Linked DNA regions of Homo sapiens: region 1 is linked to region 2. Evidence: chromatin contacts called from ENCODE Hi-C or POLR2A ChIA-PET data. All regions are on one chromosome and are shown on one strand. Each heading gives the region's core, a stretch centred on a gene start or an enhancer-like site at or near the end of the contact. The rest is flanking DNA. Distances are from core to core; before and after follow the strand shown. Region 1 has its middle 51 kb from the start of ATOSA. Region 2 holds the start of CERNA1 (competing endogenous lncRNA 1 for miR-4707-5p and miR-4767).

Region 1 (3,658 bases), core at 768-3,267, 550 kb before region 2:
CTTCTACAGGAAACTCCCTTGTGTTCTCTTGGGAAATGGATTTGTCTGTTTTTATTTTTGACTTACAACGCTATCCTGATCTCACTCCTCATTCTGGGCAAGGCCCAACCCCTTCTACTTTCACAACTGCTCTGCCTGGTCTCTACCTGCACCCTAAACCCATAAGGGACAAAAGCAAGAGTAGCAGCAACAAATTCAGGTAGAAGAAGCCTGGATATGTGAAGGTCTACCTTGCTCTCAAAGTTTATAAGCACTTCTCTTGGCAAAACTTAACTTACTCCTAAAATATTTTGCCAGGTTTTATTGAATAAATACTGTTTTATGAGCTTATCTCTTACTAAAGCAAGCCACCTTAAGGTGGCCTTGGCATTTTTTGTTTGTTTGTTGAAGGAAATATTGAGCCTCTCAATCATCCTTAAGCCAGGCCAGCTTCTACCCTCTGTTGTGGTGACCATGGAACACAGGGCAGCTGCTGGGAAGGATGAAATCCCTCTCCAAGTGCTAAGTTACCCTTGGAGCAAAAGCAAGGAGGCAAAAAGAGGGAGGGCTATAAAGGGGTATATATTATACATATGCCTGAATATGTACAGAATATTTCGGGAAGCCCAGATAAGGCTGCTAAGTGTGATTGCTGGGGGATGGGGGTTGGCGAGATGGGGAATAACTGGGGTACTGAGGATACTGGGGAAGAAGAAGACCAATTTTAATGTATACTCTTTTTTTTTTTTTTTCTTTAGAGACAGGGTCTCACTCCACGGTACAGGCTGGAGTACAGTGGTGGAGTCATAGCTCACTTCAGCCTCCTGAGTCGCTGGGACCATAGGCACATGCCACCATGCTGAGCTAATTTTTTTTTTTTTGTAGAGTCAGGGGCCTTGTTTTTTGCCCTGGTCTTGAACTCCTAGCTTCAAGTGATCCTCCTGCCTCAGCCTCCCCAACTGCTGGGATTACAGGCATGAGTCACTGTGCCCAGCTATATACCCTTTTGTACTATTTGAATTTTGTTTTACCGTGTGCACATATGACTTTTTCAATAAGCACAGGTTGTTTTGTTTAATGCATTGATGTATAATGTTACCATTCTTGGGAGGATTACATTTGAACATGACTTCAGCTAAAGGAATCTGTCACTGATAGAATTTCAGGTGGCTGGCCAAGTAGGGTGGCTCACATCTGTAATCCCAGGACTTTGGAAGGACTAGGCGGGAAGATCACTTGAAAGCAGGAGTTCGAGACCACCCTGGGCAATATAGCAAGAGTCTGTCTTTTTTTTTTTTTTTTAAAGGAAAAAAGGAAAAGAATTTCAGGTGGCTGACTCTCTAGCTATTAAGGTAGAGGAGGTAGTTTTTGCTAGAAGAAAGCCCTTCCCAACTCTTCTGAAGTTATGATGACAGCTCAAGACGGAGCCGACCATGTTTCTGGGAGAAATTCTATGGTGGGCTATACTTGTATTTAGGCAGGTCTCCAGCAAGAGAATGTCCTAGTCAAGAAAGTGCGGCTATGGCCTTCACTGTCCCTCGACAAGGTGAAACCTGCTCTCTCCCCCAGCCAGAGGAGAGAGAGGTATTTTTAACCTTGGTGTTGGCTAACGCAGGGTTTCAGGTATTCTCCGGGGTGTACTATGAGACAAGAAAGCCACGATATAACACTTAGACTCATTTGCCCTATCTCAATGTGCTGGTTTTATGCACCTTGGAGAATTGGACCATAAAAGCTGTAATAAGTGAAAACTATTTATTATGCTTCTCCAGTAACCCTTTGGCTATTGTCTTTCTTTTGCTTCTGAAGCAGAAGTGCAGTGCAGCAGTGGGTCGCTAACCTTACCCTCACATCCTTTGGCAAGGGGATAGAAAAATTACCTCCATAGCATTTGCCTTAAGTAGACCAGGAAGAGAAACCAGATTTGGGTCTATTACAAAAGAACTAGAATTACAGGAAGGTTATTTAGGTTCTCTTCAGAAGGTGGCATGCGTTAGTCATTAGATCTAATGGCACGTGCGTGAGACAAACCAAGTCAACAGGAAATGGATCATGCCATCTGTGAGAAGAGGACAAAAGTTGAAGCATGTGTGCTATGCAGAGTCTTTGCAGATTTGGGGAGGGTGGATTTTTCTCTCACCAAAAGAAGGAGTGGAGAGATGTTGATTTCCAGAATTGATTAACAGAAGAGGATGCAGACACTTCACTTAAATAAATATATCCCCACAAGCTACCAGCTGAGCAACTGCTGGGCTAGAAAGTAACTTGAGTTTAGACCCATTTGGAGATAACTGTCCCTTCCATAAAGAGAAAAGAAGGCTAAATTTAAGCAGGTGGTGAGTTTGGTTAAAAAAGAAAGGCAACAGCTTCGGAAACCACCAGCATTCTGATTACAAGGCTATGTGATCCTTTCAGAAACTGGAGCCTATTCAAGAATCTAAATCAAATTCAGTTTAGGTTTTTGGGGTTCAAACTGGTCTAAGAACAATCCTGACCTCCTAGCAGTCTCTCAGTCAATGAAGAATGGGCTTCTCTTGTATCATGGATATAGAATACACCTAGTTGCAAGGCAGGGACAGGGTAATATACAGTTTATAGCTGTCCAGACTCCAAATGCTTGTTGGAACCCCTCAAGAAGCCCTTTGGGGCTGGAAGGGAGGAGGGCTACTTCCAGATTTCTGAGTCACCTCAAAAAAGGTAGCCTTGGAAGCCAACTCCTCTCTGCTGCGGTCTCTGCATTTTACATCTCCATTCTCCTCTTTCTACCCCTTCAGCTTCCTAACTATTCATCGTCCCTCTTCTTCCTGACTGGGATTCATGTATTAGCTTTTTAAAAATGAAACCCCAAGAATCACTTGAACCCGGGAGGCAGAGGTTGCAGTGAGCTGAGATCACGCCACTGCACTCCAGCCTGGCAACAGAGTGAGACTCCACCTCAAAAAAAAAAAAAAGAGAGAAGAGAGAGAGAAAAGAAAGAAATCCTAATATAATAAAATTATTATGACCATGTGGCTATATGACCATTAAATATTTGTTTTGCACTTCATTCCTTTTTATTTCTTCAGCAAAATGAAATGACCCAATTAATTGCAGAACCCTGAAATCTCACTAATTTTTAAAATCAGAATTCATTTACAGACTCTGATCCCTTATTGTAAGTGACTTTATGTAGTTACGGTCTAAAACCTATTACCAAACAGACTTAACTAAACAATCTTGGTTCTTCTGGCCTGCTTTTTAATTGGAAGAGGAATCTGGAAACCATTACAAAATAGACTGCAAATGAGTCACAACAGGTGACTGTATTTTCCTTTCCGGTTTGAGGCAGTGCAAGATAAATTTAGTTTCTATTATTTTTTTTGTTTCTCAGGAAGATCAGAACTTGCTAAATAAATTAGGATTACTGATCTGATCCCTTCAATTTTCATTTCCTTTCAGGGGTGTTTCTGATCAATAATGAAAGGTCTTTTCATTACTCCAGGGCTCCCTGGAATCAGGCCTGAGATGTGATCTTTTTGTTGTTAAAACATGTTTGGACCACTTAATATCCACAGTCAACTCTATGGTTCATGCAGTCTTTTTAATGTAATACTGACAGCGAACAGGTTTCTGGCTCTTGGTTTTTTATTTTATATTCCCTCATTCCAGAAACATGAAATCGGCACACATTGTGTCTAGG
Region 2 (3,750 bases), core at 1,178-3,677:
CACAAAGAACCCCCAGAAGAGGGCACACACCAGTGAGAAGTACCACGTGCCTCAGGTCTTCACAGCCAGGAGGACCTTGAACCACACACACATCCTGCAACGGTCCAAACAGAGCCAGCCTAAGGAGGTGATGAGATGAGGCTGCCTTGCCTGGGCCCCCTGAGATGGCCCTTGTGAGAAGAATCCCCCATGACCCAGTGTCTCATTTAAATTACCTCATGTGAACTGCTCAAGCGTATCAGGCAGCCTCAGTAATAATAACAGATGCATACTGTGTGCCACGCACTGCTCTCTCCGAATGCCATACAGAGTCTGAAGGAGGTGTTGTCCCCCATTCACAGATGAGGAGCCTGAGGCACCACAAGTAAATCCCTCAGGCCACAGAGCAGAGCCAGGATTTGCCCCCAGGCAGTCAGATCTAGATAGAGCCTGTGCTCTTAACCTTTTGCTTTACAAACTCTCAAACAGGTGTAATATTTTTGCTTTTATATATTCTTATCTTATACTTAATAATTGTATTTATATATTTATTCATTTATAAACATGTTTGTTATATGTTTATATTTTTAACATAGTTTATACAGATTTATATATTTTATATATTTTTTATACATCCATTTAATAAACTAGCATTAACTGAGCACCTACCATATGCAAGTACTATGCTAAATATCTAAATACTAAGGAACAGCGACAAGTAAACCTATTATTATACGGATGGGAACGGAAAAGAGAACTAGCAGTGAATAAGCATCTGCTATGTACGGAGAAGTCTGCTAAAGTCTTCACCCACACTATCTTACCTTTTTTTGTTTTGTTTTTGTTTTTGTTTTTGTTTTTTTTGAGTCTTGCTCTGTTGCCCAGGCTGGAGTGCAGTGGCACGATCTCGGCTCACTGCAACCTCTGATTCCAGGGTTCAAGCGATTCTCGTGCCTCAGCCTCCTGAGTAGCTGAGGTTACAGGCACGTACCACCACGCCCGACTAATTTTTGTATTTTTAGTAGAGAGAGGGTTTCATCATGTTGGCCAGGCTGGTTTCGAACTCCTGACCTCAGGTGATACACCCACCTTGGCCTCCCGAAGTGTTGGGATTACAGGTGTGAACCACCGCACCCGGCCCACACCATCTTACTTAATTCTCATAACAATCCTATGAAGCAGATCCTATGAAGAAGCTTTTCCAGATAAGGAAACGGAGGATCCCAGACTCTAACCTGCAAAACAACTATGTACAGATTAACATCGAGTACCTTCAACTTTTCTCAGATAGAGAAGGCCCGGGACAGCAAGTGGAGGCTGGCTTCTCTGGGAGGGAGCAGGTACAGAGAGGTGGGGACAGCACCCAAGATTCTGCTTGGCGATGTTCTCGCAGCATCTGTAACTTTGATCTGCCTTCTCATTCTCTGCACAAACGCATGCAAGATCACATAGGAGGGAAAAAGGAGAAGGCTTGAGTTGGATCATCCACACCAAAGTCCAGAGCACTAGGGAGCCAGCCTGTCTGGGTCCAAATCCTGTCTCTCCCTCTTTCTTGGAGCATGCCCCCTGAGCAATTACTCAGTCTTTCTGTGCCCCAGTTTCCTCTTCTGTAAAGTGGGAATAAGTGTGCCCATTCAAGTTGACTCCTGTGAGGATTAAACAAGTGCAAATTAAAGCACTTAGAACAGTGCCTCTCACACTTCAGGCGCTTGCGGAGAGGGGATGCTTCAGTCTGACAGAAGTCGCTAAACGTGCATCCTGGCAGAACTGTGCCAGCCCTTCATTCTAAAGGGCAGGAGGTGGCCTCAGAAGTGAGAGGTCCGAGATGCCTGGGCGTGGGCTCAGAAGCCCCAGGTCTGAGCCTGCGCGCCCACTTGACCCACCGCCATCTCCTTTTGCCGCCCCCAGGCCAGGGACCTGATTCCTGCGTGAAGAAAAGAGAAAATAAGGGTGGGCCTCCTAATGCCGCAGAGACTCCGTCTGAGAACCCAGCAACTAGTTTTATTTTTGTATATTTAGATCAACAAACGAAGAGGGTTTCCGGTTCCTTGTTGGGGGAGCACCGTAGCTACCTGCGGCCAAGCCTCGTAGCCGTCTCCTCTCCCGTCCTCTCTCTGCCTGCAGGAGCCACGGGCCCGCAGCCCGCAATCAAGTCCCACAGAGCGGAGATCTGCACGAGAGGCTTGGGGATGGGAGGGCCATGTCGCGGGGGCCTCACCGGTCTCCCCAGAAGCGGGGAGTCCCGAGTTGGAATCCCGGCTTGGCCCTTCCCTCTGTGTGCGTCCTCGGGCAAATCACCCAGCATCCCTAAGCCACAGTTTGCCCGCTGGTAAAATGGGCGTCACACTCCCTGCCTCTCCCGGAGGAGAGAGGCTGACGCGGACATCGCACCAGGCACTGCGCCAGAGCGCGCGCCCAGGTGCGGGGTCTTGGGGCTCAGGCGCAGCAGCCGGGCCCGCAGCTGCTGGCGTCATCGCGGAGGGCGGGGCCGCGGGGCGGTGCTCGGGGCCGGGGACGGCTGCTGGAGCGGCGCCCGCCGCGGCTCAGCGCATTCCCGCTCTCCGCTTCCCTCTCCGCTGCGTCCCCGCGCGAAGATGGCAACCGAGGGGCTGCACGAGAACGAGACGCTGGCGTCGCTGAAGAGCGAGGCCGAGAGCCTCAAGGGCAAGCTGGAGGAGGAGCGAGCCAAGCTGCACGATGTGGAGCGTGAGTGCGGGCCGGGAGGCGGGCGGGGCAAGCCGGACCGGCTCGCCACTTCCCGGGCGGGGACGGCGGGGGCGGTGGGGGCGGTCGTGGCTGCGACGGGAGCCAGGCCCGCGCCACCGCCCGGGAGCAGGGCCCTGGGGCCCGGGCGCGCAGGTGAGGCGCGGGTAGCGGTCCCGATCCCCGGGACGCGCGGCGGTGGGGCCCTCGGAGGGTCCGGGCACCTGGCCGACCCCCGCCGCCAGCTAGCGGAGGACCGCGGGACTAGCTATCCTCATCACCTGCCTGGAAGCTGCGAACGGATCGCGTTCTTGCCCCTCCCATGCGGAGGGCAGGGGGTGGGGTGTCGGTGGTGACGAGCGAGCGCGGCGAGCCCGTGTAGGCGCGGCCTAGGAGAGACTCCTGTTTTGTTTTTTAATGCCCGTCTGGCTTTCTCCATCACTGTTGTATCTTTTCTCAGTTTTGCTTTTATGAGACTGCAATTTCAAAGCTCATTTTTCCAACCTCTCCCCTATCCTTGGGGCGGGGAGCTGGATGACGGAGAGAGAAGGGAAACGGAGGAGCTCACTAAATTCAACCGTTCAGTTCGTTTAAGGCTGTTTAAAAAGCTTTTGGATCGATGTGGTGGATTGGCATAAAAAAGCCATAGCGATCTTAAACTTGCATTCTTCACCACCACCACCGTAATTCAGAACTGGCTCTGTGATTTTTATGAGTGAGCGATTAAATAGCCAGGTTCAGCGGCTCTTGGCCAAAACAGCGTTCCTTTACTTTGTCAGAGGGCTCCTCCTCAGCAGAGCTTGGGCTGGGGGCCAGGCTTGGGGAAGTGGTTGTATCTGCTCACTTTTGAGCTCTGAGGGTGGCATCTCCCCTTTGCTGAGCACCTCCCACGGTGCCCTCCTGCACACCTTGACGTTGTTCTCCTGCCATTCCTAATCGATGCCACCCTTTACATTCTATGTGGAATGGAAAAATGGGGTTCGTGCTAGGGCCTTTACCTTTTGATCTCTGAAGATCACTTAAGAGAAGTGGATGACCTGGATCTAGCGTGTGCTGTGCTTTCCTAGG

The links. Hi-C counts contacts between places; a loop is a spot of excess contacts on that map. ChIA-PET counts read pairs that join two places held with the same protein, here RNA polymerase II (POLR2A). Pooled maps may share reads with other maps.
Region 1: a loop to region 2 is called in a map of B cell, with 12 times the contacts of the local background. The contact joins the enhancer-like site here to the promoter of CERNA1 in region 2. A Hi-C loop is called at or near these places in 8 of 168 maps with a recorded cell type or tissue (B cell, CD4-positive, alpha-beta memory T cell, GM12878 and 5 more), 2 of 37 single-sample maps with no recorded cell type and 16 of 50 pooled maps. POLR2A ChIA-PET finds 5 or more read pairs at or near these places in 6 of 52 experiments (AG04449, CD4-positive, alpha-beta memory T cell, GM12878 and 3 more).

Annotation. Positions count from the first base shown.
Region 1 is chr15:52,728,695-52,732,352 of GRCh38, reverse strand. No RefSeq gene overlaps it. Among named protein-coding and RNA genes, the nearest start is that of ATOSA, 51 kb to the right of the region's middle. Within about 2 kb of position 2,017, at least 5 of the 41 ENCODE cell types and tissues checked have a DNase peak (open chromatin) inside an H3K27ac peak, as active enhancers do; they include endothelial cell of umbilical vein, where a contact is called at or near this core.
Region 2 is chr15:52,178,703-52,182,452 of GRCh38, reverse strand. It overlaps CERNA1 (competing endogenous lncRNA 1 for miR-4707-5p and miR-4767), which reads right to left and starts at 2,427. Exons shown (of 3, transcript NR_102751.1): 1 at 2,052-2,427; 2 at 1,251-1,403. It overlaps GNB5 (G protein subunit beta 5), which reads left to right. Exons shown (of 13, transcript NM_016194.4): 3 at 2,574-2,685. RefSeq lists enhancers at 1,897-1,986, 1,810-2,311 and a silencer at 2,357-3,016.